Regions from separate parts of the Homo sapiens genome. Here region 1 is linked to region 2. A link is an interaction called in ENCODE POLR2A ChIA-PET data of the cell type or tissue named here. Cell type or tissue: endothelial cell of umbilical vein. All regions are shown on one strand. Links, peaks and the distances in the headings refer to the core of each region. The heading gives the core; the rest is flanking DNA.

The links. ChIA-PET counts read pairs that join two places held together with the same protein. Peaks named below come from ENCODE experiments on the same cell type or tissue, not always from the same donor. Only the 100,000 strongest peaks of a DNase experiment are listed, where the experiment ranks them.
Region 1: POLR2A ChIA-PET joins it to region 2 with 9 read pairs; 5 of 35 experiments call an interaction of 5 or more read pairs at or near these places.

What each region holds. Positions count from the first base shown.
Region 1 is chr12:68,567,517-68,570,436 of GRCh38, forward strand. No RefSeq gene overlaps it. Among named protein-coding and RNA genes, the nearest start is that of RAP1B, 42 kb to the right of the region's middle. In endothelial cell of umbilical vein, for the core only: no CTCF peak of the experiment used is centred there; no DNase peak of the experiment used is centred there.
Region 2 is chr12:68,350,932-68,353,851 of GRCh38, forward strand. No RefSeq gene overlaps it. Among named protein-coding and RNA genes, the nearest start is that of MDM1, 20 kb to the left of the region's middle. In endothelial cell of umbilical vein, for the core only: no CTCF peak of the experiment used is centred there; a DNase peak (open chromatin) is centred at 1,380.

The sequences.
Region 1 (2,920 bases), core at 262-2,761, 220 kb after region 2:
CCTGGGCGAAAGAGTGAAACTCCGTCCCCCTAAAACAAAACAAAACAAAACAAAAAAACAACTAACTTTGAGTAAGATAGTGTATTAAACTAAAGAAAGGTGGGGGCAAAACATATTTTAGTCATCTTGTGACCACAAGTACAAAGAAAGGTAGGACCAACCTGAGCAACATTAAAAAAACAAAACAAAAAAAAAAAAAAAACAAGGAAAGGATTATGATAAGAAGCCTTCTGAAATATCAAAAGATTTTCACAGTCAACAAAACCTGGGCCCTCCCTGTGATAACTCAGAAACACTGTTTGTCGAAACCAAATTATCCTGTGCTTCACGTGAGAGGCCTTTAATTTCTTTTTTTTTCTTTTTTCTTTTTTCTTTTTTTTTTGAGACAGTCTCGCTCTGTTGCCCAGGCTGGAGTGCAGTGGTGCAATCTCGGCCCACTGCAAGCTCTGCCTCCCAGGTTCATGCAATTCTCCTGCCTCAGCCTCCCGAGTAGCTGGGACTACAGGCGCCCACCACCACGCCTGGGTAATTTTTTTGTATTTTTTTAGTAGAGATGGGGTTTCACCGTGTCAGCCAGGATGGTCTCGATCTCCTGACCTCGTGATCTGCCCGCCTTGGCCTCCCAAAGTGCTGGGATTACACGCGTGAGCCACCACACCCAGCCGAGAGGCCTTTAATTTCAAGTAGAAGTGTGCAATGGATAAATCTAACTTGCTAAAGTAAATTCTAACAATTGAGCTGTGAAATACTGAAGCCTCTTCACATTCAAGAAATGATTTCCGCATTTCTTTCTTTTTCTTTCTTTTTTCTTTTTCTTTTTTTTTTTTTTTTTTTTTTTTGAGACGGAGTCTCGCTCTGTCGCCCGGGCTGGAGTGCAGAGGCGCGATCTCGGCTCACTGCAACCTCCGTCTCCCGGGTTCACGCCATTCTTCTGCCTCATCCTCCCGAGTAGCTGGGACTACAGGCGCCTGCCACCACACCCGGCTAATTTTTTCTATTCTTAGTAGAGACGGGATTTCACCGTGTTAGCCAGGATGGTCTGGATCTCCTGACCTCGTGATCCACCTGCCTCGGCCTCCCGAAGTGCTGGGATTACAGGCGTGAGCCACCGCGCCCCGCCTATTTCTGCATTTCTAAGAATTCACAGGATAAAACATACGATTGTGAGATTCCTCTAATGATACTCTTTCAGAACACACACTCACTTTATAACTCATGACTCTCCAAGAAGCTTTCCCAAATGTGACTCCCACAATCTCAATCAATTCCTCATGGAATTCTTGATTCTGCCTCTTCACAGCTACATTCAGCCATAATTGGGAAAAATCTCATGAAAATAATTCTACAGCCTTGTTCTTGACAATCATGAGTGCCTTGATCTTCAGGACAGTGCTATCTAAAAGCCTTTCCAGATATGCAAGGGGTAGGGACCATCCTCCTCACCCTTCTAGATTACCGCCCCACTTCCCACCTACCTGGGATTTAGTTTACTGGCAAGATTCACCCCGCCCAAGGCCTACCCTACCCAACCTACTTCAAGCCACTAGAAACTACAGTACAGGAGTACTTTGGCCCAACTCCATAAAAAGGGAAACACCTGTGCAAAAATAAACATGGTGATTTTCTTACTGACCACATCCCAACTCAAGAGCACTTTAATATCCATTTCATAATGCTGTTTCCACAAAGGAGGCAGGTATGTAATACCAACTGAAACCCAATCAAATCCAGAAAAAGACCATGAAGTTGTATTGCAACTAATCTTTACATTCACATGTAACAGATTTAATGTTGTTGGGTTTGCTTGTTTGTTTTTGAGACAGTCATGCTCTACTACTCAGGCTAGGGTGCTGTGGCTTCATCATAGCTCACTACAACCTTAAACTCCTAGGTTCAAGGGATCCTCCCACCTCAGCCTCCCAGGTGGCTAAAACTACAGATATGTGCCACTGTGCCGAGCTATCTTTTCTATTTTTTGTAGAGATAGGGTCTCTATGCTGCCAAGTCTCAAACTCCTGGGCTCATGCAAGCCTCCCAAAGTGCCAGAATTACAGGCATGAACCACAGTGCCCAACCCTAACATTGTTATTTTTTAACAAATAGTTTTCTATTTCTCAGTTTTCATTTTGAGAATGATAAACATTGATATATATAATCTATATAAACACAAGCTCTTTGGGGCCTGAATTATTTTTAAGAGTTTAAACAATCCTGAGACCAAAAAGTTTGAGAACCATTTTCCTAGGGAAAAACAAAACAGATTTCAGAAAGAGGGATCTGCTCACTACCCCCAATGCCCTCCAGTCTTGCTTTCTCTGCTCCCTTCTACGTAAGCCCCACCCAAGCAGTCTTTAGAAATGTCAGTCTAGGCCAGGCCTGGTAGCTCATGCCTATAATCTCAGCACTTTGAAAGGCCGAAGCAGGCGGATCACCTGAGGTCAGAAGTTTGAGACCAGCCTGGCCAACATGGCGAAATCCCATCTCTACTAAAAAAACAAAAATTAGCCAGACGTGGTGGTGGGCACCTGTAATCCCAGGTATTCAGGAGGCTGAGGCAGGAGAACCACTTGAACCTGGGAGGCGGAGGTTGCAGTGAATGGATACTGCGCCACTGCACTCTAGCCTGAGCCACAGATCGAGATTCTGTCTCAAAAAAACAAACAAAAAAAAAGGCCAGGAGTGGTGGCTTACGCCTGTAATCCCAGCACTTTGGGAGGCTGAGGCGGGCGGATCACCTGGGGTCGGGAGTTCCAGACCAGCCTGATCACCATGGAGAAATCCCATCTCTACTAAAAAAACAAAATTAGCTGGGCATGTTGGCTCATGCCTGTAACAGCTACTCGGCAGGCTGAGGCAGGAGAATCGCTTGAATCCGGGAGGCACAGGTTGCAGTGAGCCGAGATCGCACCATTGCACTTTA
Region 2 (2,920 bases), core at 152-2,651:
ATTCATTTTTTAGCTATGAGTCGGATTTGCAGCATTCTCCTCCCTAGTCTGTGGCTAGAATAGCGTTTTCCAAACTATGGGCCCTACTGCTAAAGAACACACAATCTGCCTGGGTTTGAATCCTTGCTCTACTACACTAGCTGTGTGAGTTTAGGCAAGTTACTTAATGTCCATGTGCCTCAGTTTCCTCATCTGCAACATGGGGAAAATAATAGTGCCTATTTCTTTTTGTTTGTATTTGTTTCTGTTTTTGTCTTTTGAGATGGAGTTTCACTCCGTCTTGTTGCCCAGGCTGGAGTGCAACGGCACGATCTCGGCTCACCACAACCTCTGCCTCCCAGGTTCAAGCAATTCTCCTGCCTCAGCCTCCCGAGTAGCTGAGATTACAGGCATGCGCCACCATGCCTGGCTAATTTTTTTTTGTATTTTTAGTAGAGACGGGGTTTCTCCATGTTGGTCAGGCTGGTCTCGAACTCCCGACCTCAGGTGATCCACCCACCTCAGTCCCCCAAAGTGCTGGGATTACAGGCTTGAGCCACTGCGCCCGGCCAATAGTGCCTATTTCATGAGATGGTAGTGAGAATTAATTTAGTTAATATAGGTGAAAAATGTAAATACTGACTGGCTAATTGTAAGTATTAAATATTATCATTATTCAATTCTACAGAACAGTAGTTCCAAGAGATGTTTCTAGGGAAACAAGAGCCTGTGGTCAAATAAGATTGAAAACGCTTCACACTAACATATGTCATCAAATCTACAAAGTTATTGATTACATACCACTAGGAAAGAAAAAGCAATGCCAATTAAATTAGGACACAATGCTTTCCCCAGGGATTTGGCGATTTTCCTGGTTTCAGTTGTGTTGCTCCCTTGGTGAGTGGTAGCCACTCCTTGTGCGCCTACCTCGGTAACAAATATAGCCCTAGCTACTGGGTATCTTCCTTTCTTAAGTTCTATCAAGCATTTGGTTATTGCTTTGCAAGAAGATAAGGAACTGTAGTGCTGTGGGCTAGATGTTTGTCCTCCTAAAATTCATACATTGAAATCCTAACCCCCAAGGTGATGGTAACAGGAGGTGGGGCCTTTGGGAAGTGATTAGGTCCTGAGGACAGAGCCTTTATGAGTGGGATTAGTGCACATTAAAAAATGCCTGAGACAGGAATATTCAGCCCCTATTCAGCCTGAAGAAGTTACAGAGGGTGACTCTTCATCCCTCTGTAACCGTTAGGATTAAGGGTCCCCTTGTAAAAAGGGAGGGGAAAACATGTCAGAGGCATTTGAACCAGAGCAACTCCATCTTGAATAGGAGCTGGGTAAAATAAGGATGAGACCGACTTGGCTCCATTCCCAGGAGATTAGACATTCTTAGTCACAGGATGAGATAGGAGTTTGGCACAAGATACAGGTCACAAAGACCCTGCTGATTAAACAGGTTGAGGAAAAGAAGCTGGCCAAAACCCACTGAAACCAAGATGGGGATGGAAGTGACCTCTAGTCATCCTCACTGCTCATTATATGCTAATTATAATGCATTAGCAAGCTGAAAGACACTCCGCCAGTGCCATGACAGTTTACAAATGCCATGGCAATGTCAGGAAGTTAACCTGTATGGCCTAAAAAGGGGAGGAACAGGAACCCTCAGTTCAGGGAATTGCCTACCCTTTTCCTAGGAAACTCGTGATAACCCACCCTTTGTTTAGCATATAATCGAGAAATAACTATAAGCAGCCCATGTGGCTACTCTGCCTATAGAATAGCCATTCTTTTGTTTCTTTACTTTCCTAATAAACTTGTTTTCACTTTAACAACAACAGCAAAAAGGCCTGAGAGAATCTCATTGACGCTTCCACCATGAGAAGACATGGTGAGAAAGCACCATCCATGAACCAGAAAGTGTATCCCCTTACCAGACTCTGAATCTGCCAGAGCCTTCACCCTGGATGTTCTAGCCTCCAGAACTTCGAGAAATAAATTTCTGTTGCTTGTAAGCTACTCGGTTTGTGGCATTTTGCTATAGCAGCTCAAATAGACTAAGACATGTAGTTAACCTACAATGATGAGCTTCTGCTGCTCTAAGATCTTGTATATACCCGACTGCTCTGTTTCCATACCTTTTGACATATACAGTAACTTTTCATGTCAATACCAATTCATGGTGTGATCTTTATGAAGATACTTTAAAGAGCAATGAAACATCATTCTATGCTGTGCTAGGAATATACCTAACTCAGCTGATGTGACAACAAAAATAGCTATGGCCAACATCGCATGTACCCAGGCAATGACAACCATGGCAAAACTGCTGCCTGACCAACAACTGCTATAAGATACCACTGACTGTAAGAAGCATCCTACCTCAGAGATAATAAAGTACAGAGGGAAGTGCTACTTAGAATTGATGAAATATTTATTCCCCCTTTAAGAGATCACCAATGCATATTAACATATTAAAGGTGCAAGGAAGCCCTGCAGTAAAGAAACCCTCTTCCCTGCTTTAAGCCAATATTGAACCAGACAGCCCTCTTTACAAGTTATACCTATCAACATGTTGGCAAATTCATATCAACATATTCTACTGAAATAGAATCTAACAAATCTGAGCATAATCAAGTAATCACAGGGAATTTTTTCAACCGCTTTATAGTCAAGCAGCTATATAGTCAACCAGGAAGACTGACCTGGTTGTGGAATCAAAGACAGAAAAGTAGCCCCCACAGAAATCCTAGAGACTAATGATGATAAGTCAATATCTCCATATTCTTAAAGAAGACACTTGCCGGCCGGGCGCGCTGGTTCACACCTGTAATCCCAGCACTTTGGGAGGCTAAGGCAGGTGGATCACCTGAGGTCGAGAGTTTGAGACCAGCCTGGCCAGTATGGTGAAACTCCGTCTCTAATAAAAATACAAAAGTTAGCC